Regions from separate parts of the Homo sapiens genome. Here region 2 is linked to region 1. A link is an interaction called in ENCODE POLR2A ChIA-PET data of the cell type or tissue named here. Cell type or tissue: OCI-LY7. All regions are shown on one strand. Each heading gives the region's core, and the rest is flanking DNA. Links, peaks and the distances in the headings are about the cores only.

Region 1 (17,633 bases), core at 5,559-13,558:
GTCATTCACAAGATTCATATTGAGGAACTTGAACAAACTGAAGCCCAGTGATATTACTAGAGACCTATAGCATATGAGGAAAGAGAAAAGCTCAAAGAAGTGACTCATTCTGGGGAAAAAACTCAGAAAGATCACCACTTACAATGAGCATAAGCTTCTATGCCAAAACCAAGCTCAGGGGAGAGGACCATGCCATCAAGAAGAGAGGCATTGCCCAGAACAGAGTTTTCTTCAAGAGACTTATGCTACCTCAGGAGTGGGTTGCTTCCAATGTAGGGCAATCCTAATTTTTGCAAATTAGAATTAAGGCTTTTTGAAATTATGTCATATAAAATAATTAACAAAGCGTTCATGGACAAAATGTAAAGAATGCAAATTCTGAAACAACATCTAAATGTATTAAAAAATCTTAATTTCCAAGCTTTTATATAAGGGATTTGTAATTGGGTTTATGCTATTGCTATAGTAGTGCCATTTTCAGCTGATAAATATAAATACTTGTCCTTTTTCTTTTGGTCATGATTAGGCTGAAATTAACAAACCTTTGAATTACACAATCTCTTTTGAAGTTCCTCCTTCATGGAATGCTACTGCTCTGTACCTCCAAGAAGAAACTGAGGATGGGAATTCCTAATTCCATGGATCTCAATAGAATAATGAGAGTGGAGGCTCCACAGAGGGCTTCTTCTCCAATGCAATCAGGACTGGGAGTTGGCTGGTTAATGAAAGATAATGGTTAAAGAGGTGAATCATAAGAAAAAAACATAGACAGACATATGAATGCTTGTTTTAAATTAAAGTAACTGTGTCCAGCTTTTGATATAAGGCCCAGGCTTTTTATTATACTCGAATGTCAGTGAGTTGACTGGAGTTCTGCTTCGTCTTTCTTGCATAAAGTGCACTCATTATACAACCTCTGCTGTTTCCAATGATAACTCATTTAAAGGGAACCAAAAACTTAAAGATACTATTGGACAAACTGAATGCAGAATCCTTCTAGAATTTTATAATAGCCTTTCTATTTTAATCATTGCCCAGCAACTTACTTTTATTGAATCTTGTCAAAATATTCGACCAGGTTTTCAAAAGGACAGCCTTGATTTTTGCATTCATATTTCATATATTTATATAATATTTAACTTAATTTACTTATGAATAATGATAAGTTTAGCTGATATGCAACAGTCTGGGGAACAAATAGTCTTGAGTCTGGATAAGTATAGAACTCAACTATGGTAGCAGAAATACACGGAGGGTCTAGAGAGTGGCCTTCTAGCTGTGGTGCTCAGAGTGCAGTATCAATCACAATGTTTCCCTGCAATATGCAGCATATCTCAGCAATGTGTCAGGGCCAGTTGGAACTGCTCTGCAACACCAGATCTGCACTGCCTCCCTTCCTCTTCCTCACCGTTGAACATTTAGTTGCAAGCCCTCCTTCCTCAAACAGCTGAGCTACTGGTGGTGGCCAAGCCAGACCTGCCCTGCTCAGTGCCTCCTAGGCTTCTTGGCCCACCAGCTGTGTGATAGCATGGGCCCACAGACTGGTCCTCATCACAATGTTGTGGTGTGACTGTTCACTTTACCGTGCCCAGGGATGATTCTATAATCCGTGGCTGGTTTGGCAACATAGTTCTGTAACATAAGAAACCGTTCCTGACCCCTGAATGCTAGATCCAGATGACAATGCTAGCCCAGAGCCATTTTTGCCACCATATAAAGTAATTTTGTTGGAGTCTCAGGATGACATAGTAGGAGGTACAAAATACAGCAAAAGTCCCCTTTGGATGCTCCCTCAGCCTAGCCAACTTCACATCTTAGAGAGCTGACCTTCATCATCTCCCTAATGCATTTACATGGGGAAATCTAGGGAAGCCCTCAGAGGCATATTCATTGAATCTTGACAAACTTGATATCATCTCATATCTTCATTGACACCTGTATCATTTAAATTGGAAGAGTAAAGTCAAATTCCATGGTGTTATCTACCAGAGTATACAGCCTCACCCATCCTAAAACCTGGTGTTCGCCTTAGTCAGTTCCATAGAATACCAGCCTCCTTTCCCTTCCTTTTTAGCTACACTGAATTTTGGGGGGGTGGTGGGAGGTATACAGTTTTTGAAAGATTTCATGTAAAAACTAAGGGAAATGGGAATCCAAAGTTCAAGTTGGGTTGGAAAATTCTTGAGAACCCCTAGTATTAAGAATGGAATAAAAATTCAAAATGATGCATATATAGTAGAAAAGGGGCTAAAAATAAATAGAAGTTACACATTTCTGAATTTTAGAGGAGGAATAACAGACTTTGAGAAAATAAAGGCACTTGGAAAATCTGTGTGAAATAGTTAAACTGAAAGACCAGGGGCTGCTGGGCAGGAAGTAACTGAGTCGATGGGTCCAGAGGGCCTTGTGCTACAGCACCGTAACAGAAAGAGAACCGCTTCCAGGTCACATGTTAGGGTTGTGCTCATTTTAGGGTGCCAGATCCTCTTTCCATGTTTTCCCTTTGCCTTCTTTATCAAACCCTCTTCAAATGAAAGCAAGGTTTCTACATTGTCTCATGACAGGTATCACTTTACATTGATTGGCTTCATGCTTGTACAAACCTCTCATGTTACCAGAGAATGCACCTCCCAATTGCTTAGATATTTGTCCATCTTGAGGGGAAAATTTCTTCCTTTGCATCATCTTGGTACTTATTTATTTTTTTTATATCAAAACATTTATTTTTTGTGTTACAAAAACACAAATAAATCCAAGCAGATAATGAAATAAACTTATTTTTTTAGTGTCCCATCCTGGGTTCTCTGTCCTAGAATGTATTAAGCAGGTCAAGTTTAGGTTACTTCAACACTTCTTCTGGACGCTATGAAGTCTCCATCTTATAACCATGTTTCTCTAGTTCAGCTCTATGATAAAACAGAAAGAACATCACGTAACTGATTAGAGAAGTCATCCTCTACATTGTCATCATCCCAATTATCCTCCCAGACATGTGCATGTTCATCTGCATCTAAGTCAGCCCAGTCTTCGGCAGGGAACTTTTCAAACTCGTCATCTTCCTCTAAGAAACCTAAGTCTACCGGCTGCTTTTTCTCTGACATCTCGACTGTCTGCGCCCAACACCTCCCAGATCAGCAGAAAACCATCTTGGTACTTATGAACTACAAACTCTGTAGCCTGGTTGTTCCTGGCAGTAGCCCCGTGAAGTTTCTACTTTTGTTTCTCAGTGAAATTCCTCCAAAAATGTTTCCTCACAAGATACTTCTCTTCCAGCCCACCTCCAGTTGGACTCAATTTCTTGGGCCTCATTTGGTGTCTTTCAGGACCCTCATAAACCTGCATTGTCACACATACCCCAGCAATGTGTTCAAACAAAGCCATCTCCATTCTCTAGCTGGGTCTACACACCTGCAAATTCTCCATTGATTGTATAAGCCACCTAGCAGCTGTCCCTTTGTCTGCATGGGTTAATTGATTAAGCACTGACTATACCAAGGCAACTCTCAGTCCCCTGTGTTAGTCTGTTTTCACACTGCTCTAAAGATACTACCTGAGACTGGGTAATTTATTAACAAAAGAGGTTTAATTGGCTCACAGTTCTACATGGCTGGAGAGGCCTCAGGAAAGTTACAGTCATGATGGAGGGTGAAGGGGAAGCAAGGCATGTCTTACATGGTGGCAGGAGAGAGAGAGAGAGACTGCAGGGGAACTCCCACTTTTAAGCCATCAGATCTCATGAGAACTCCCTCATTATCAGAGAATAGCATGGGGAAACCACCCCCATGACCTAATCACCTCTCAACATGTCCCTCCCTCCACATGTGGGGATTACAATTTGACTCGAGATTTGGGTGGGGACACAGAGCCAAACCATACAATTCTGCCCCTGGCCTCTCCCAAATCTCATGTCCTTTTCACATTTCAAAACCAGTCATTCCTTCCCAACAGTCCCTCAAAGTCTTAACTCATTCCAGCATTAACCCAAAAGTCCAAGTCCAAAGTCTCATCTGAGACAAGGCAAGTCCTTTCTGCCTATGAACCTGTAAAATCAAAAGCAAGTTAGTTACTTCCTAGATACAATAGGAGTACAGGCATTCGGGAAATGTTCCTGTTCCAAATGGGAGAAACTGGCCAAAACAAAAGGGCCACAGGCCCCATGCAAGTCTGAAACCCAATGGGTCAGTCATTAAATCTTAAAACTCCAAAATAATCTCTTTTCACTCCATGTCTCACATCTAGGGCATACTGATGCAAGAGCTGGGCTTCCAAGGCCTTGGGCAGCTCCGCCTCTGTGGCTTTGCAGGGTATAGCCCCCATGGCTGCTTTCACCAGCTGGCGCTGAGTGCCTGTGATATTTCCAGGTGCACAGTGCAAGCTGTTAGCGGATCTACCATTCTAGGGTCTGGGGGATGCTGGCCCTGTTCTCACAGCTCCACTAGGCAGTGCTCCAGTGGGGCTCCAACCCCACATTTCCCTTATGCACTGCTCTAGCAGAAGTTCTCCATGAGGGCTCCACCCCTGCAGCAGACCTCTTCCTGGACATCCAGGTGTTTCCATACATCCTCTGAAATCTAGGCAGAGGCTCCCAAAGCTCAACTCTTGTCTTCTGCACACCTGCAGGCCCAGCCTTGTGGAAGCCACGAATGCTTGGGGCTTGCGCCCTCTGAAGCCACAGTCCAAACTGTACCTTGGCCCCTTTTAGCCATGGCTGGAGCTGGAGTGGCTGGGATGCAAGGCACCAAGTCCTAAGACTGCACATAGCAGGGGGCCCTGGACCAGCCCAGGAAACCATTTTTTTCCTCCTAGACCTCCAGGCCTGTGATGAGAGGGGCTGCTGCAAAGATCTCTGAAATGCCCTGGAGACATTTTTCCCATTGTCTTGGCTATTAACATTCGGCTCCTTGTTACTTATGCAAATTTCTGCAGCTGGCTTGAATTCGTCCCCAGAAAAATGGGTTTTTCTTTTCTACCACATGGTCAGGCTGCAAAATTTTCAAACCTTGACACTCTGCTTCCTTTTTAAACATAAGTTCCAATATCAGACCATCTCTTTGTGAACACTTCCAGAATCTGCCAGGTCACGTCTTGAATGCTTTGTAGCTTTCAAATGCTACCCTAAATCATCTCTCTCAAGTTCAAAATTCCACAGATCTCTAGGGCAGTGGCAAAATGCCACCAATCTCTTTATTAAAGCATAGCAAGAGTGACCTTTGCTCCAGTTCCCAATAAGTTCCCAATAACCTCTTCATCTCCATCTGAGACCACCTCAGCCTGGAATTCATTTTCCATATCACTACCAGCATTTTGGTCAAAACTATTCAACTAGTCTCTAGGAAGTTCCAAACTTTCCAACATCTTCCTGTCTTCCTCTGAGCCCACCAAACTGTTCCAACCTCTGCTCGTTACCCCGTTCCAAAGTTGCTTCCACATTTTCAGGTTATCTTTATAGCAGTGCCCCACTCTGCCAGTACCAATTCTCTGTATCAGTCCGTTTTCATACTGTTATAAAGATACTACCTGGGACCAGACAATTTGTAAACAAAAGAGGTTCAATTGACTCCTAGTTCTGCATGGCTGGAGAGGCCTCAGGAAACTTACAATCATGGCAGAAGGTGAAGGGGAAGCAAGGCATGTCTTACATGGCAGTAGGAGAGAGAGTGCAGGGGAAACTGCCACTTTTAAACCATCAGAACTCGTGAGAACTCCCTCACTATCATGAGAACAGCAAGGGGAAACTGCCCCCATGATCCAGTCACCTCCCATCAGGTCCTTCCTCGACATATGGGGATTACAATTTGAGATGAGATTTAGGTGGGGACACAGAGCCAAACTATATCACCCCACACCCCAGCTTGCAGGAATCTAGTCATCCATATATTGTTGATATGTGTGTTTTACTGGTAATTTGTGCAAAAAGGTCAAATCACACAATGTCAGCACCTCACTGGAGACATCCATATAGACACCTCTTCTCTATCCTCAGGAGACTGCAGAAACCCCTCCTCTGACAGCTACCCCTCCCCGAGGCTTTTTCCAACTCCACCTGCTTAGTATGCAGAAGAGCTTTCTTCTCTACCTTGAAACCAAGCCCTAAGGCTTCCTTACATGCTGGCTTACCAAAACATCTTCTCAGCAAAGGCTGGGTCTCTCCCTACACAGAAATTCTCTCCTAGCAGATACACAAAATTGAAAGCTTTCTTCATGCAGCTCCAGTTGTACCTCTGATTTCCATGGGTCAGCCAACTTCTGCTTTGCCCACAGCTCCAATTCTTAAATGGCTCCCTCCATCAGGTTCTACTGGGCCCTGGGCTGCAGTCATGCCTCTTCTTTGTGGACTTCTGATTTTCTGGAAGCCTTCCATCTCTCCCTTTCTAGGCACCTTAACCTTGACCATCACACACTGCTACCTTAATACATTCTCTGATAAGATTTATCAGCAGTCAAAACTGTCACTCAAACAAGACCGCAAAGCAACTCTCCTGGGGAATCATTCTTGGTACAAAAGAAACTAGGGATTTCATTTATTTTGCAGCCATTAGCTTTTCTCCTCCACCATCATCCAGGTTATCTCTAATGGTCTCCACAGCTTTCTCCTAGGGTGGTCTGGTACGGTCCTGGATTTTATCCCCATTATCTTGCTTAAATTCTTTAATTATCTCAGATTCAATAGCGAACCCTTGACCATTATACGTCCTTTAGGGGGACCCATAATGGGATTGTTCTTAAACTTTAGGCTGCACAAGAATGTCCTGGAGAGCCTGTTTAAAAGGCAGCCCATTGCCTACAGTTCTGATTCAGTAGATCTATGGTGTGACTGAGGAATCTGCCTTTCTCACTACTACACCCAAGTGATTCTGAGGCCAGAAATAGGAGCCTCATATTCTTTCCCAAAGTGGGCCATTCATACTGCTGCAACCCAAGAGATTTTAATAGTTATGCGTTTGTTTTAATTTAAATTTTTAAAACCCTATAGACTAGCAAAAGCATGATTTCATAGATATTGCTTAGAAGGCTAAGCAAAAATGGTGAGTTAAGAGCATGTGGGCCACCTGTCTTCAAACCCTGGCTCTGCCATGGGTAGACTATTTAACTGCTCTATGCCTCTGTTTCTCCATCAGTAATATGGGACCTATAGCACCTAACACACAGAATTCAAGAGTAAATGAGATAATGTACTTAGAACAGTGCCTGGGACAGAGTAAGTACTCAGAAAGTTTAGAAATTATTATCCCCTGTGCGTTACCATATTTAAAGCATTCCTTTATTTTTTGATGTTTTCTATTCTTGAGAATGTTTGTGATTCCTGAAGGACATGATTCTAGAAGCAGAAAATCCACATATAATAAAGTAGGAGCAGCAACAATTGTGCCTATGTTTAGTACTTCCCATGGCTTGTTCATGTTGGCTTTTTGGTTTTTACATTTCTCCTTAAGACTGACTTTTTTGTTATTGTCGTTCAAAATGTCTTCCCATTCTAGACTACTAAAGTCTGGCTCAAACAAACATGACCATTCTCTCACACCAAAAGCAAGAGGCTCTATAACCTTCCTATACCGTTCTCATTGCTCTGATCCTGAGACTACAGGACATAGCCTGTGCAGGTGGGGAGCAGTCTCTTCACTATCATTTGTTGTCTTCAGCTTCTCTTTTTCTCTACCACCAAAAGAAAAGTATGACCTTAGGTTGAAAAAGAAGGGAATTACTAAACACAAACTTGTCAAGCTCTAAGACAGTAACTCTCAAGTATTCTTCTTAAGAACTGGGCTTGTCACAGTCAACCCTCCAGGCAGAAAGTTAGCCTTCCACCACTCCCTCGTACCTCTTGCCTGTCTGAATTTTCTCATCTTGTGATCTGGAGTTTACCTTGGTAGTTTTCCTGACCTGAAAGATATTAGGACTCCCTTTCTTATATTTGGATCCTGCCGACAAGACTGCTTGTGAGGTGAGGAAACGCCACATTTCCATGGTGGCGATGCGCCACTGTGCACACGTCGTTACTCTGTTGGCGGGTGGCAGGGCTGACCCTTCGCTCTTGGGCGCTGGAATCTCCACTGAGATGCCTCCAGCTGAGCAAGCTTTTTCTGGCCTGTGTGGTCAGGTACCTTCTCCTGAAGGAGTCGTCATTGGTTCGGTAGTGACATGTCTCACAGGATTGCCATCAACCTTTCTTTTCTTATGTTGGCTTTTTGGTCAGTTTATTGTTCCTGATCTTCTCAGTGATGTATAGATATATTGCATAGGGAACCCCGGTGACTAGCTTACTATTCCGTGCAGTTAGCGGGGATCCCCGCAAGCAGCTCTGAGGCCCTAAGAGAAGTCCAGCATTTTACTATATCTTCTGCCATTAGCAAGTTTTCTTAAAATCTGCATATAATCTACTTAAAGATGTCAAGGCTGTTTCTGCTTTATTCTGCAAGAGACAATTTTTGGTTTTGCAAGTTCTAGTATGGGTGGGTGGTGGCTATGGGAGAGACTGCACATCACAAAGCAAACCTATTTCTGGATAATAGCAGAGGAAAATTTTGCAGATTCCATACTGGCTGGTCTAACATTGCACAGCTCTGTGTAACTGTAAATTAAGAAAAGCAGGCCGGGCGCGGTGGCTCACGCCTGTAATCCCAGCACTTTGGGAGGCCGAGGCGGGTGGATCATGAGGTCAGGAGATCGAGACCATCCTGGCTAACAAGGTGAAACCCCGTCTCTACTAAAAATACAAAAAATTAGCCGGGCGCGGTGGCGGGCGCCTGTAGTCCCAGCTACTCGGGAGGCTGAGGCAGGAGAATGGCGTGAACCCGGGAAGCGGAGCTTGCAGTGAGCCGAGATTGCGCCACTGCAGTCCGCAGTCCGACCTGGGCGACAGAGCGAGACTCCGTCTCAAAAAAAAAAAAAAAAAAAAAAAAAAAAAAAAAAAAAAAAAAAAAAGAAAAGCAGTACTAAAGCTACAGATATGCCTTTATTTCCCCCAGCTTTTATTTTGAAAGATTACAAAGCTACAGAAAAGTTCCAAGAATAGTGAGATGAACCTCCATATAACCTTTATCTAGATTTCCCAATTACTAAACATTTTGTTACATTTGCTTTCTCTCTCTGTACATATGTATAGGTGTATTTGTTTATGTGTGTATATATATATATATATATATATATGCTTTTATATGCATACACATTATTTTGCTGACACTTTTCTCCTAATAATAAAGACATTCTCTTACATAACCGTAAGACTGGAAATTTAACATTGATATGATAACATTACATATTACAGGCCATATTCAAATTTCTTCAATTGTCTCTTCAACCTCCACCTCCTGGGTTCAAGCAATTCTCCTGTTCAGCCTCCCGAGTAGCTGTAATTACAGGCGCCCGCCACTGTGCCTGGCTAATTTTTGTATTTTTGGTAGAGAGGGGGTTTCTCCATGTTGGCCAGGCTGGTCTCGACTCCTGACCTCAGGTGATCTGCCTACCTCGGCCTCCCAAAATGCTGGGATTACAGGCGTGAGCCACCGTGTTTGGCCTCTTCAGTCTCTTTTAACCTACATCAGTTCCCAGTCTTTCTCTCTAGTTTGCAACATTGATACACGTATTTTGTTACCGATGTTTTGTTTTGCAAAGTGTTTCTCAATTTGATTTGTTTGACTATTTTCTCGTACTTAGATTTAGGTTAAACTTGGGTTTTTTCAGGAGGGGCAGATGACATTGTGTGCATCAAATTAGGGACCTCTCAATGTGAGTTTGTACCTCATTGGTGGTGCTAAGTATGTCTCTTGGTGAAGGCAGTAGCCACCAGATTTCTCCATTGTTAAATGTACATTTTCCCTTAGTAATAAATAAGAATCTATGAGGTAAAATTGTTTGAACATTTTATTTCCCAATGTTCTTTCATCCAATGATTTTAGCATCCATTAATAATTTTTGATGAAATAAGTATTATGGTGGTTGTAAAATAATAATTTCCTGTTTCTATTATTCCTTCTACATTTATTAGTTGTAGACTCTGTACTAAAAGCCGGAACATTGGATAATTGTACTCAAAAGCAAAATGGACAGAGAGGGCTAAAGCTAAACACTCTGCATGCATTGTTTCGCTAATTCTTATAAAAGCCTGTAAAGTAAATACTATCTATATTTTATTGAGATATTTTAAACTTCTGTGATTAATACGAAAGTACTGATATATAGATATTACACCACAAATAGACATTCAGGATAGAACACTCAAGAATATTCACAGAGAGAAGGAAGCTTCCAACAGGGCCAGAATTAACATTTCCTTTATGTACACCTGATAAAAATATTTCTGCTTTTAGGTATGTGTATGTCCGTGTGAATTTAACCAGTCCTTTAATGATGTTAATCCAGAAGCACACAGCATATATTAGGTAGTTAAATACACATTAACTGCTTAGATAACTTTATACCAAAGTTCTCAGCTGACTTCAACTTAACCAACTTGCCAGATTCACAGACGCTCTCCGTTCCCTCTGTGAACCGAATTTTCTGATATGCACAGCATGCTGGGCACTTGAGGGCAGTAACTACTCTCCAATGTATCCAAGGACTTCTGCTCCCACTTCTGCTGTTATTTACTAACCAAGAGTCTGTTGTGTTTGTTCCCAGGCCTGTTTGGGTTAATTAGACTTGTGATTGTAGTATTTTAATTAATTAAATTAAGCATATTTTAATTAAATATTATGAAAATTGTCAAACTAGATGAGCAGAAAAGAGTATAGTTGTTGTTCTGAAACAGAGTTGAATGCTCTGGAAAGTCTCGATTTAAAAAAAAATGACTATTACAATAGGTGTTAGTAAGAAAAGTTTAAAAGACTGGAACAGGAATCATAAAAACCCCAACATGGTCTAGATTAAGAATGTCTGAGAAATGTCTGATTCACTTTAGATAAATTGAAACTGGAGAGAGATGTGTTATGGATGTGATTTATGCAAAAAAGACTTCAAAATACAGATTTATACTAGAATAGAGGGGAGGTCTTGACTCTACATTTAAATATTGTCAAATGAATTTGCATGTGCCATGTTATTATAGTTTTTAGAATTTGGGACTTTAACCAAATATTTTTATTAATTGGCTCATTACTGGTTTTGGTCTTATCAAATATGAGCTTCTACTGTAAAGATCTCATTCTACAATCATTCCTAATTAAGGTTTCTGTATCTTTAAAAAGTCTCAAGTTAAACAACCATTTTAGATTCTGTAAAAAACAAACAAACAGACAAAAAATCTGTAGACCCAACTGACCACTGCAGCCAAGCTTCTGGTTCTCCGAACAGACAAATGGAGCACAACAGCCCCCTACCAGTAAGATGACACCTAAACAAGGTTTATATGTGCTGAACATCCCTTAGGAATGGCAGAAAACATTCTGGGACTTTATATGCAACTTTTATATCATATGTTATATGGTGCATATTATTTATAGGTTAAAGTTTCTATTGAATTTCTGTATTTCAGGAATGGCTACCATTTCTTTTGAATCTCTCTAAATACCTAATACTGTTCCCTGCTTTTCCTAAATTAGACCTTAAAAAAATTAGCTGAGAAGACAATATATAATAGTTCAGTACTGCAGAGGCAGAGAGTCCACAGCCTGTCTAGCGGTGTACATCTGTAGCCCTTTCCTCTTCTGACATGAGCTCCAGCTTTTATTTGGCTTCTGGCTGGAACTGCTACTTTACCACCGATCTAGAGCAGGGCAAACTGCCGCTGTTCATCTCGTAGGCACTAAATAAATATTTGTGGGTGACCTTTTTTTTCTTCACTTCGGAAAAATATTAAGGAGCTCAGATGACATCTAATATCCAGGACACAAAGACCACACTCAGCAGCTAGACTGCCCCTGTGTGTGCAAGGGGGGCCCAAGAGGGAAGGGGGAGGTAGACCCAAATGACCCCTACTGTGCTCTGTCCTCCAAGTAAATCTGTGGTACAGAATCAGTCTCTCCCCGCAAGGGCTGGACAACCAGCCTCACCCTTTCAGCTGGCAAATGCAACTGAGTACAAAAGCATGGGCATCAGAGCATAAATAGAGCAGCGTCATGTCACATCATGTCACATCGACTTTGGTGGAGTCCCACTGTTGGCTGAATCTAGTCCTGACTCCTCAGGCTGACATCTGAGCCCAGAGACTCCATGCCTGCAGTCCACCTTCCTAGCTCTGTCTTACGACTCTCATACGGATACATCATACTCCAGCAAAATGGGAACCGCTCTTCTCAGATACGCCCTTGTTTTTACCCGAATTGCCTGCCCAATCCCACTCAAAACAACCCCATTTTTGCCTATTAAAATCTGACATCACTTTTCCTTGAAGCCTTCTTTGACTTCTTTAACCCATGGTCATCTCCCTCCTTTGAACCCCGCTGAGCATATTCTGACCCTTTGTGCTGACTTTTTGCCGACCTCCTTACCCTCCTTGGGGGCAGGTACTAAGTTTTACTCAATTTGAATTTCCTCCAGTACCTTGCCTAGTCAGCACCTTGCACATAGAAGGTGTTTGACCTTTAAATAAATGTTTGATAGCTGTTAGTTGAATTATACGAGTTTTTGACTCTAGAACCAAGTAGTGTAATGCTGGAAGAGTTTAGGAAATATTTTTAGGAACTAAAAGATACATAGATTTGGAATGAAAATGTTCTACTCTAACCATGAAATTCTCTGAGCCGAAACATAATTCAGATAGACTATTTGACTTCCAGAGATGCTTCTTATGTATGCTATAAATAGGGTTAGTGTTTATTCCAAGGCAATTTTTATTTATTGGACACAAGGAAAAATATTATTTCTTTCTCTTGACATTTTACAATTTCTGTCTTCAACAGTTTTGACTCACATTGTTAATCTAATTTATTACTAAAATATCAATAGTCTTTTAAAATTATTTAAGATTGTGTCTACATTTTTGGCAGTTAGTGGTCAAATACACAATCCTAATGCTTGAGACTTCAAATAAATACAGGGAACTACTCCTTATATGAAAGGCTTTTCTATAATTTATTATTGATACATTCTATAATGATGTATATATTTCCTCCTTGCTTTTCTGCCACAGAGTTGGGTGGCAGGCAGCTGAACAAGCACTAAAGAACTTTCCCTATTAACTTTATTCTGCTGTTCAGGATGGATTGTGACACTGACAGCATTATGGATCACTCAGCATCCTTCCCTCCCCCTTATTTTTTCTAGTACTTTGTTCCCTTAAGGCTGAGGGCATTTCAAGGTGGGTTCAGTGCATTAAATATGTGTGTGGTCTGACTACAGTGCCAGGATGGTATACACTAATGATCTCATTCCAGATTCTGGCTTCATTTTTATCTCTTGTGTGTGCAGTACACTCAGCTAGATCATGATCAGCAGACACATTCCCAATTCCACTCATCTTGCTAATTTCCACGTGTGCCATCCAAGCCAGTGTATTTCTTATGTTTGGAGGCAATTTCCCTTAAATGTGGCCATCAAGTAAGATTTTGAGCATCTAAAAATGAAACAAATGGCTTAAAACTACAATGAGACAAAGAAATACATTTTGTTGGCTTCAGAATAATAACTGGACTTTACTGCTTAAATGAAAAACTGCTGGTCTATGGTGATAGGAGAAAACACAGTTACCTCTCTCCAAAATTCTGGCCCAACAATGACCTATGAAAGAAAATCTTGTTCTAGCCTGTCATACTCAAATACTTTTAAACAAATGACTGGAAGTTCTGAATGATATATAAAAGGTGATCAGTATTTCTTTGGCTCAATGCCCCTTTGTATAAACATAGGAATTCAAGTCTTTAATCCGTCTCTTTTGTCACCTTGGGGTTTGCAGAGCTCTCATAATACACTGAGGACTTTATGTTTGCAATTCCTTCTGCCTAAAATGTTCTTCCCACAGATGTGTACGTGGCTTGCCCTTTCATCTCCTTCAGGTCTTTGCCCAAATGTTCCCTTCCTTCTCAGTGGGAGGTTACATAGGGGCAAAGCCTATTTCTATCTTCCCTCCCTGCTTCATTTTCTCCATAGCACTTATGACCACCTGAATGATTATATATTTTTGTTTATAAACTGTCTCCCTCCACCACTTGAAGCTGCGTGAAGGCAAAAGTTTTTGCCAGTTTTATTCAATGCTGTATGCCTAGCCCCTAGAAGATTCCTGGCTCATAGTAGGTACTCAATAAGTATTTGCTAGACAAAAATAATGAATTCAGTTTCTTTCCCCCTTTATTTTCTCCAGCCATCTTTCCAAAACATAAATCTGATCATGTTACTCTCATGCTTATGAACATTCAATAGCTCCCCCTTACCTACAGAATACAATTAAAATGCCTCAGGTTGGCATACAAAATCCCAACCCACCTCTCTACTCTTTCCTCTTAGCATTCATCTCCCGCGACCTACAAGCCAGACACACGGAACCCTTGACATTGACCAAAACTGCCCTGCATCTTCCATCTCTATGCTTCTGTGCACACTGCTCTTTTCACCTACAGTGTCTTCTCTACCATTCTATCTGAGCAACTCATGATTAGCCATCAGCACCCAGGTGAAACTTGGGCTCCTCTGAAAAGCTTTCCTCCTCCATCCCAGGCAGAGTCAACTTGTCCCCTCTCTGGGCTCCTAGTTTTATTATATTTATTATGTAGTATTAAACCACAATGCCTTTTACACCAATCTAATAGCATGGATGACACAGGGATACAGTTATCTATGCATCTTTCTTCTACTACAAATCTGTGATATTTTGCATAGTAGTTAAGACACAGTTGGTGCGTAATCCCCCTTCCTTCATTTATTCTCAGCCATGCCTCAAAACTGAGTCTGCTCCAGTTATGACATAGAAACTCTTCAAGAACTGGAAACATCTGATAATAATCTTTGAACCCTGGTAGGTTCTCTAGAGATTGACTGCAAGGTTTTTGAACACAATTTTGAATGAATAATGGATGGATGGATGGATGCATGGATGCATCCACCAGAGGCCAAAGTTCTAGGTACTTTCTTATGTTACCTCCCTTTTTGGAAATACTACTTTTATGCATAACTGCTTCATTACCATTCTTTCTTGCATGTACAGTCGTACCCTCATGTGCCCAATTAGACGATTCCACATGATTTGGGGGACGTAAATGATTAATTGAAGACACAAGTGATTAACTCTGGAGAGCTAAATGTTACGTATAAAAAATGAAAAAAAGAAAGGTTCATTTGAGGCCAGACTGAAAACCTGGACAAAAAAGTTAAAGATACTGTGTACAAAGCAGCAGCCTGCAATTTTTTAACTTCTAAATGTATTATTCGGTCTTCAGGGAATAAACAATGAGCAAAGAAAGTTAGAGTTGAATGCACTGGAAATTGTTTCGTACTTGATTCTGAAAAAGGATTAAAAGGACTTGACATAGAATGAAGTGATTTTATCAAGGTAGAGGACACTGTGGAAGAAAGGTCATTGAATGTAGCTGAATATACAGAGACTGCCATAAATCATGTTAGCAATCAACACATCCAGTGTTCTATGCCTACCAGCAGTGGCCCGTGTTTGAAAGGAAGGTGTAAATCCCTCATCCAGCACCAAGTTTTGCAATCCTATGCAGTAAAAAAGTTCCTTTCTAAGCCCATGCAGGGATCAGAATATGACCATAGTGAATAGTCCCCATTTTATTCTGGTTATTACATACATGGGATGGGAAAAGCAACAGCAGCCACAGTGCAGGATCAAGTGACAGCAGCCTTCTGGATGTTCCAGTGGTTTCCACATATGAGACATGGAGTCTGTGGCCCTTGAAGGTCCTTCTCTCTAAGTATCTCATCTCCTACCACTCGACTTACTCAAGCAGACTCCTAATCCAACACTTGGAACACAGAAACTACTCCCTTCTCATCTACCATTCCCGAGCTCCCGCTGAACCCATCCTCTTTATGACTTGCTGGATCTCACCTTGAAAAAACAATAAGATATTTATGGCAAAGAATGCCAGTTTTCTTCACTACCTTGTCTTCTTCCTCATAATAATAGAAAGCCCAAGTTTTATCGGGGCACGTAACTTGCTCAGATCAAAGGCTACATTTTCTTGCTTCCCTTGCAGTAAGATGTGGCTTTGTGACGAAGTTCTGACCAGTAAGATGGGAGCAGAAATGGCATATACAATTTCTAGGTTGTTTCTATAAAAGGAAAGAGTATGCCATTTTGCTGACCAGAATGTGGGCATAGTGACATTGTCCTGAACCATGGGGATGAGAGCAAAGCAGCAAGATAAAAGGAGCTTGGGCTGCTGCTGACTTCTCAGAGCACAGATGCCCACGAGCTCAGCCTGAAATATGAGAGACAGAGGACTTTGATTGTGTTTAAGCCACTGTTATTTTGGATCTCTGGCACAGCAGCTAAACCTATAGCCTAACTTAGACAGTCCTTCACAAGGTGACCTGCCCACCAAACATCTTTTTCCATCCTTGTTTTACAACTTCTTCCGCAGTCTCCACCCTTCATACTCAACTCTCTGTGCACATGGAACTTCTTACCTTTTCCCAAGCAAGGCACTCTCTTTTATGCCCCTGTCTGTACATGCTATTCCTTCTGGATCAATATCTCAATGTGTCAAGCCCTCATTCAACTTCCAAGGCCCATCTTAAATATAGGACTGTTGGTCTTTTTACAATTACAGATAATTGTAATTATTTGTTTTACCTGTCTATGTAGTGTATTCTCTCCTTGACCCTCTAAGTTCACTCTCTCCCCTTCTCCATCCCGCTGTGTGCCCTGTGGGGCTGATGTCTACGGACCTTACAGCCCAAACCACAGTCCCTTGCCCTCTGGCTTCCAGGTGGATTTGGCCAATGGAAGTTGGGAGATGGGGAGGTGGGGAGAAAAAGATGTTAAGGTATTTATTTTCCCACCTTCCTCTCAGCCAGGCCACAGTTTGGTAGGTTCTGGATTTCTGGAACCTGGATAAGGCCACAGCTCCTCTCCAGCAGCCCTGGCCCATGGCTGTAGGTCTCACCAGGCTGGCCCAGTACCAACTTCTTGATATTGCTGGTCTCTGGGTGTTTCATCACATCTGTGGTTTTCTTAATCTTAGCCATTCATTTATAAATGTTTCCACAATTAAGTACTCTTCAAATTACCTTTTTGAGTGTGCCATCTATTTCCTTCTGGGACCCTGACCCATACTATGCCTCATTAGACTGTCACTAGACTATGACAAACTTGAGGTTAAAGACCAGGACTAAGATGTTTTCCATCCCACTGTCAAGTTCAGCACCTAGCTCATAGTTTTTGCGTAATAACTCTTTGTAGAGTAAAAACTATTTCTGTCCATTCAAGATTCTTACATAATGTCCCAAAGAAGAGGACTGTTGACTTTTGGCATACAGTTTAATTTACATAAATCTACATTGTGAATTGAAACTCTCACCTTAATTTCAAATGAATGTAAAATTCTTTTCTCTTTTCTTTTCCTCTTTTCCTTTTTATTTTATTTTTTTGAGACAGGGTCTCATTCAGCCATTGCCCAGGCTGGAGTGCAGGGGCACAATCACAGCTCACTGAAGCCTCAACCTCCCAGGCTCAGATAATCCTCCCACCTCAGCCTCCCGAGTAGCTGGAACTACAGGGATGTGGCACTACACATGGCTAATTT
Region 2 (8,000 bases), core at 1-8,000, 260 kb after region 1:
ATGTTTTGGATCAACCATACCATGTGCAGAGACTTAGAGGTGAAAGGCAGAGAGAGTATAGCACATGGGAAGAAAAGAAAGAAATTCATTATGTTGGAAATTGAGGTGATAGAGTGATTAGGGATGAGGCTGAATTTGTAAACTGTGAATTTGAATTGAAATATAAAGAGAATACAATGCAGTTTTTAAGCAGGAGAGTAATACTGTTTATTTACATCTTGTCAAAGAAAAGAGTAAAACTCTGTAAAAAATTTGAAAAGATTTATTCTGAGCCAAATATAAATGACCGTGGCCCTTGACACAGCCCTTGGGAGGTCCTGAGAACATGTTCCCAAGGTGGTCAGGGTGCAGCTTGATTTCGTACATCTTAGGGAGACACGAGACTTCAATCAAATACATTTAAGAAATACATTGGTTCAATCTAGAAAGACAAGACTACTCAAAGCAGGGGCTTCCAGGTTATAGTAGATTTAAAAATTTTCTGATTGGCAATTGGTTGAGTTTATCTGAAGACCTGGGATCAATGGAAAAGAACTGTCTGGATTAAGATAAGCAATTATGGAAAGCAAATTTCTTATTACGCAGATGAAGCCTGTAGCAGGCTTCAGCGAGAATAGCTTGTAAATGCTTCTTATCAGATTTAAAGTCTGTGTTGATGTTAACACTGGAGAATATAATGAGGCAAGTCCCACTCCCACTTCCTGTCATGGCCTGAACCAGTCTTTCAGGTTAAATCTTAAGAGTGCCCTGGCCAAGGAGGAAGTCCATTTAGATGGTTGGGGGACCTTACAATTTTATTTTAGGTTTACAATCTTAGCCATGTCACTCTAGTTCTATAGAATAGATAATGGATGGAACACGAATAAGTCCAGAAATAGAGGAGCACTTAGAAGGCTCGTGCAGTAAGGAGTAGAGAATGGTTACTTGAACTAGTGTATAATCATTGCGGAGCAAGAGAAGTAGAAGGATTTGAGGGATATAAGCTTGAAGTAGAAATGGTAGGATTTGGTGAAGAGTTCAGCTGTTAAGGCCCTGTGCTGAAACTGAAATACATACCATCCAAGTGGAGATGTTGAGCAGGCATCTGGTTACATGGGTCTGATGTTTAAAGGAGAGGGAAATGAAGCTGGGTGCAGTGGTGCGTGTCTATAGTAACAGCTACTCAGGAGGCTGAGGTGGGAGGATCACTTGAACCCAGGTGTTTGAATCCAGCCTGAGAAACATAGCGATACCTCATCTCTAAAAAAAGAAAGAGAGAGAGAGATGGTTGAATGGTATTACCCATGAGTGGGGAGGGAAATGAGCCTTGTACAGAAACCTTGCAATATTAACATCCAAGGAATGAGGAGGAAGAAGAGGCTGTAAAGGAGAAAGAAGGTGGCCAGGTATGGTGGCTCATGCCTGTAATCCCAGCACTTTGGGAGGCTGAGGCGGGTGGATCACTTGAGATCAGGAGTTCGAGACCAGCCTGGCCAACATGGTGAAACCCTGTCGCTACTAAAAATACAAAATAAGCCAGGCACTGGTGGCAGGCACCTGTAATCCCAGCTACTCAGGAGGTTGAGGCAGATGAATAGCTTGAACCTGGGAGACGGAGGTTACAGTGAGCTGAGATCATGCCACTGCACTCCAGCCTAGGTGACAGAGTGAGACTCTCTCAAAAAAAAAAAAAAAAAAAAAAAAAAAGACAGAGGCTCAGCTAAAAAGGTAGGAGGAAAATCAGGAGAGTGTAGCATAATAGAAAACAAGAATAAGTGAGGGTTTTCTGAAGGAAGAAGAAAGGTCAGTAGTGACAACTGTGACTGCAAGGTAAAGTAATCAGAATGCATATGTCCTTTTAGGATTTAGGGAAAGGCCATCAATGACTTATAAAGCTGAGTAATGGGCTAGGAAACAAGAATGTTTCAGATTCAGAAGTGACTGTGAAGGTAGGAAGTGGGAAATGGTATATAGTCAACTCTTTAAAATGGTTCATCTATGATGAGAAATGATACCTGGAGGAATAGTGTAGGTTAGAAAAAGAAGTTTTTCATTTTAGATGGGAGAGACATTAGCATGTTTAGTGTTTAAGAGAAGGAGACAGTAGAGGGGCAGAGTCTGAAGATACAGGGAGAGAGGAGATTTTAATGGTTTAAAACCCCATACAAGGCCTGAGAGAAGGAGGTCCAAAGCACAAATGCTGGGAAGTGAGAGGGGAGAGGACCATCTCTACCCTTGTGGCAAGAGGAGATGCAGGAATGTTTGTAGGTTTGATGTCAAGAAGTTCATTTCTTCTATTCCTAATAAAATACTGTTCCTTATATGTCCCTGCCTCCTGCCAATCTGGAATATATGCATAGGGCTTTCCTTCTGAATTTAACAATTTTTGGAACCTAGATTAAGGTCCTTACCCCTAATATCGTATCTTCCTCAAGCCTGCCACTAACTGTCTAAATGCATGAGGAATTTCCCATGGAGTATTTTGCATTTGACTGGAAGAGAGGTTGGAATAGAAGACAGAATAGAAACGAAAGAAAAGTTTAGGGAATGTGCAAATAAAAGGAAGCGTTGTAAAAATTATAGTACATTTGTTCTTGGGCTGTTATTACACATTTAATAATGATGAACACTATATAATGACAAAAGAAATGCGTAAGACATTTTAACAAAGCAGGACATAGTGTTGCATGTACAGTGTAGCATAAATGGGTATTAAGAGAAAAAAAATAATTTGTTTTAATATGGTTGGATTACAGATGAGATTTTCTTTCTGCAAATATTTCCATTACTTATAAGTAGAGGTTTCCCCTCTATCTTCCCAATTTTCTACAGTATGATCATGGTGTGTGTGGAGTTGCAGGGTGAGGCAAGGAGAAAGGAAAACATGTGGATTCAGTGTCTCAGCTCCACTACTTATCATTTCAGCAAGGTTTTGTTGTTTTCAGTCTCAGTTTTACCATCTGTAAAATGATGATGAGTCAAATTGATCTAGGGTTCAAAAAATTAGTTCTTATTCTGATAGCTTTTCTTTTTCCTCTGCAAAATAGGATGTGAGGGTACTGAGGGTGGTGGTGGTGGTGATGATGATGATGAATTTTTAAGAGAGTGAAGGATAGTCTTTAAAGAAAAGTTTGAAATAATTCTAAGTAGACCCAGAGAAAGAACTGAGTAGGCGCACACACAAAATATTGCCAGGCAGTGTTTAAATCCTAGTTAATATTGTAGCTTATGAATGCATTGTGATGCCAGTATGCCCAGGAATGTGACTTTTCTGCAGCAGCAATTGGTAGTCCATGTATTTACATGGACAAGCTAGGTGGGGTGTTTTTTTTTTTTTTCCATTTCTTCTATTAAAAGAATTTCTTACTCAGTACGGTTTACACTCGTCTCTTAGCATCTTTAAGAGGAAAAAACAAAAGCTCTCTTTGAGTGCCATGCACGTGGTTTCCTTGGAACGTTATTTAATGCCATCATGTTTTTAATCTTTCTCCTGAAAGCATGCCATACTAGAAGTCCTATGGTGAGTGGAACCGCACTTGGTCAGTTGTGGTTGTGGGTTTCCCCTGTTTGTCTCACATATGTAGGGCAGGAACAGGTGCGGTCTTTTGGTTCAGAGTTGTTCCAACGGTTCACTACAGTTAAGCACCATCATTATGCTGTTTTCCTGGGGTTTAAGACTGGCATTTTGTAAATAGTATAAAATTCAAATTTTCTTTTTATATAGTATTTATGATATCCAGATCTAGCCTGTCAATACTTAATTTTTTTTCCAAATGTAATTGAGTGTCCTCACCTGTTGACACCTTTTCATTTTGTGTGTTTCCAGTGAAGTCTACAAATGGCATAAGAGACCATTTTAGGAGTCTGACTTGGATCAGTGGGTTAACAAAGTGACGATTTTAAGAGTGTTCTATTGTAGCATTAATTTTGTTTCTTACACCTCTTTCTCTTTTACATGCTTTCTCATGAATTTAACTTATTCCTACACTGTAGATGTTTGGTAATAACTTACTCAATACTTTGGCTTTTTGCTTCTGTAGCTTTTTTTTTTTTTTTAACCTTAGCTGTCAGACGGTGCAGCTTTTAAATGTGCCATTTTTTTCCTTTTTCTGTGGCTCTTAGATTCAGGGGATCCCTTCTTCCATGGCGTTGGTATTTTAAATAACTTAATTTTTACTCAGCTGTAGATACCAAATAAGTAAGTAATGGGCACATAAATATTTTTAGATTATATTTGTTCAGTTTAAATCTAGTACATGCTAAATATATAGGTACAGTTTTTTAATGTTTTATATTTTTTCCCCTAAAGCTACTGACATACTCTTTGAGATGCCTCCTTCATCTATATAAATCAATGATTCTTAATAGTTTTGAAGTCATGGGGTCCTCTGAGAACTGATGAGAGCTATGGATCTCATCTTTCAGAAAAATGCCCAGATCTTAAGCTTCCCTGATTATTGTGTTTCGCTAGCCATTACCATGGGCTTTAAATCCAGCAGATGCCTGACCTTCTTATCCTTAACTCTTTCAACCTGGACTTCATAATCTGTGCCCTAGGTTAGGGATTCAGGACTCTAATAATTGTTGCCTTTTTATGTTGACCAGGAAAGCTGTTGCTGCTGTTGAGGTCTACATGATTAGGATAACATGCATTCTTCAGGAACTTACTGCTTGCTCATTTGCTCAACCTAAGAGTCCCTGCTGGATGGACCAGTTGTTAATTTTATGACTTCTTCTCATTTCCATTTTTTAATAGAATATTTTAAATTAGAATTGTTCTGTTGTTTAAGCCTTTTCACCAAATATTTACAGAGTGCAAAACTTGTTGTCCTCAAGGGAATAAATAGCAGGAAAGATAAACAATTTAAAAGTATTAAAGCAGAAGTATGTACTGGTTTAATAATAATGTATTATAGACTTGATATTTGCTAAGAGAGTAGATCTTAAATGTTCTTACCAGACACACACACGGACACACAAAAGGTACTATGTGAGGTGATGAATATGTTAATTAGCTTGATTTTGGTAATCATTTTCCAAAGTATATGTATATCAAAACTTCACATTGTACATCTTAAATATATACAATTTTTATTTGTCAACCATACCTCTATAAAGCTGGAAATAAACTTAAAAAAGAAATATGTACTGGTTATAATAGCAACACAGGAGCAATACTCACTTTAGCTTGGGAGAGTTAGAAAAGGCATCATAGAGAAAGTGAATCTGAGCTGAGCTGAAAGTTGAGTGAGAGAAGGGTAATTGGAGCAAGGAATAATGTGAAATCTCAAAAGGGATGATCATACACTCAAGTAATGACAGGTAATTTGGTATGGACCAGTTCATCTATAGGTCCAGTATTAGGAAGTGATAAAATATAAAGAGACAAAAGCAGGGGACAGATTATGAAGTCCTGCTTACATTAAGGATTTGGGACTATATCCCAAAGATTTTAAACCAGGTCCCTGATGTGATCAGATTTGTGCCTTTAGACACTCAGTTGGCATCAACATAAAGATCGATTAAAGAGGGTCCAGGTGTGGTGGCTCACGCCTGTAATTCCAGCACTTTGGGAGGCCAAGGCGGGTGGATCACCTGAGGTCAGGAGTTTGAGACCAGCCTGGGCAACATGGTGAAACCCCATCTACTAAGAATGCAACAATTTGCTGGATGTGGTGGCGTTCCCCTCTAATCCCAGCTACTTGGGAGGCTGAGGTGGGTGAATCGCTTGAACCTGGGAGGTGGAGGCTGCAGTGAGCTGAGATTGCACCACTGCACTCCAGCCTGGGTGACAGAGCAAGACCTTGTCTCAAAAAAAAAAGATGGATTAAAGAGGGTTGAGAAAAGAGGCAGAGACTAGTAGACTCGGGGGAAAAGTTGGTGAAGAGTGGGAGTGTTTGAAGATGTATGAAAAAGAGATACATATGACATATGCAAAATAAGCAGAACAAAGTGCCAGCGAGATGAGAGGCAAAGGCCTCAGAATGGAAGAGGGGGAATTTCTGTCTTTAATATAGGATAGAGAAATTTGTGTGATTGACTTTCTGGAGCTTTTTTCCCTTGTTTCTAATGTGATTTCCCTAATCACTTTTTCTTTTCCTTTTTAGTTTATTTACCCCATACTCAGCATCCCAGTTTATAATACATTTACCTGAATCAAATCCCCTCTGAAAACTTGCTTCTTGTTTGTACTTTTTGTTAAACATTCCCAACTCTTACATTAGTTCCAGAAATAAAAATGCCAATAAGCTTCTTTCTTCTGATGTTAATGTGTTTTTTTACTTGTGCAATTTTAAAACATAGGCTTTTAAAAACTTTCTATTTAAAGTTTTAATTGCAGAAACTATAGCTCTTGATATGATGCCTTTTATAACTCTCATATCTCTTGATATAGTTTGGCTGTGTCCCCACTCAAATCTCATCTTGAATTGTAGTTCCCATAATCCCCACGTGTGGTGGGAGGGACTTGGTGAGAGGTAATTGAATCATGAGGGCGATTCCCCCATGCTATTCTAGAAATAGTAAGTTCTCACACAATCTGGTGGTTTTGTAAGGGGCTTCCCCCTTCGCTCAGCTTTCATTCTTCTCCATGCTGTCGCCATGTGAATCTGCCATGGATTCTAAGCTTCCTGAGGCCTCCCCAGCCATGCTGAACTGTGAGTCAGTTAAACCTCATTCCTTTATAAATTACCCAGTCTCAGGTATGTCTTTATTAGCAGCTTGAGAGCAGACAAGTACACCTTTTTTTTTTTTCTTTTTTTGAGACAGGGTCACCCAGGCTGGAGTGCAGTGGCACAATCATAGCTCGCTGCAGCCTCCATCTCCCGGGCTTAAGTGATCCTCCCACCTAAGCCTCCTGAGTAGCTGGGACTAAAGGAGCATATCACCATGCCCAGCTACTTTTTCATATTTTTTTGTAGCGATGAGGTTTTGCTGTTGTTGCTCAGGCTGGTCTCAAACTCCTGGGATCGAGACTCACTCGCCTCTGCTTCTGCCTGCCAAAGTGCTGGGATTACAGGCATGAGCCACCACAACCAGCCTATACCTCATTTTTATTTAACAAAATAAAAATATAGAGCACCTTTTAAAGTGACTTTGGTCCCCTGTATTTATATCCTGAAATCAAATATATATAACATTGTAGAGAAAATAAAATATAAGATTATTCTAAGAATTCTGTTTCTTTCACCTGGTGGTGGAAAGTCCAATCTTGTAGTATGCTAGCACTCTAATTATTTTAGAACCTAATGAATAATATCAGGTATAGCTAAGAATAACCAAATACCCACAGGAAAACAAGTGCAATGGCATTAGTTAGCTCACTAGAATGGTATAATATTTATAATTGGCTTACTGGTTTTTACTCATCTGGTATGTCTTTCCTATAACAGGCAAGGTATAATAACTATTTGAGTTGGGTTAAACTAAGCATCGTATAAGACAGTGTAGGTGACAACGGGGCTAGAAGGAGGAGGCTGATAAGAGTGAGAAGGGAGAAAAAGTGTTAGCAAGAGAGAAGGCAAAAAACATAGGCCATAGAGAACAAAACTAAAATTCAGCATGGGAGAAGAGGAAAGGCATGTGGAATACAGAGGAAAATTTGGTGGGGAGAGAACATTGTAAAAAACGGAGGGAATCTTCATTAAATGTAAAGGACTCAAAAGAAAAATGAGGCAAATGTTACTCAAGTTAATTAGAAAACTTTTTATTTCGCTATACTAGCTATATGAGACTTTTTCTATAATATTTTTAGTACCTTTAAGCTTCTTTTAAAATTACTTTTGCGTATGTCATCTCTTTGTCTCTGTATAAAACACTGTAAAATACATAACATTTATTTTCTCTTTTTACATAAATCAAAAAACTATTTGCCCAAGGTCAAATTTAGAGTTAGAATTCAAGTTCCTGAATTGTAACCAGTGCTCATCTCAGTAACACATATTTCTTAATCACAGAGCTCAATTCAGTGTCCCACTATTAATAAGTCATTAATTACATTTCCCATTTGAGCATTGTGAGTG

The links. Peaks named below come from ENCODE experiments on the same cell type or tissue, not always from the same donor. Only the 100,000 strongest peaks of a DNase experiment are listed, where the experiment ranks them.
Region 2: POLR2A ChIA-PET joins it to region 1 with 5 read pairs; 2 of 35 experiments call an interaction of 5 or more read pairs at or near these places.

What each region holds. Positions count from the first base shown.
Region 1 is chr5:81,877,959-81,895,591 of GRCh38, reverse strand. It overlaps LOC124901018 (a long non-coding RNA gene), which reads right to left. Exons shown (of 6, transcript XR_007058843.1): 4 at 2,604-2,906; 5 at 543-715. It also overlaps the pseudogene SEM1P1. Among named protein-coding and RNA genes, the nearest start is that of ATG10, 85 kb to the left of the region's middle. In OCI-LY7, for the core only: no CTCF peak of the experiment used is centred there; no DNase peak of the experiment used is centred there.
Region 2 is chr5:81,626,795-81,634,794 of GRCh38, reverse strand. The region is part of intron 3 of SSBP2 (single stranded DNA binding protein 2); the gene reads left to right. Among named protein-coding and RNA genes, the nearest start is that of SSBP2, 120 kb to the left of the region's middle. In OCI-LY7, for the core only: no CTCF peak of the experiment used is centred there; DNase peaks (open chromatin) are centred at 714, 1,144 and 3,514; H3K4me3 peaks cover 1,320 bases; H3K27ac peaks cover 4,895 bases.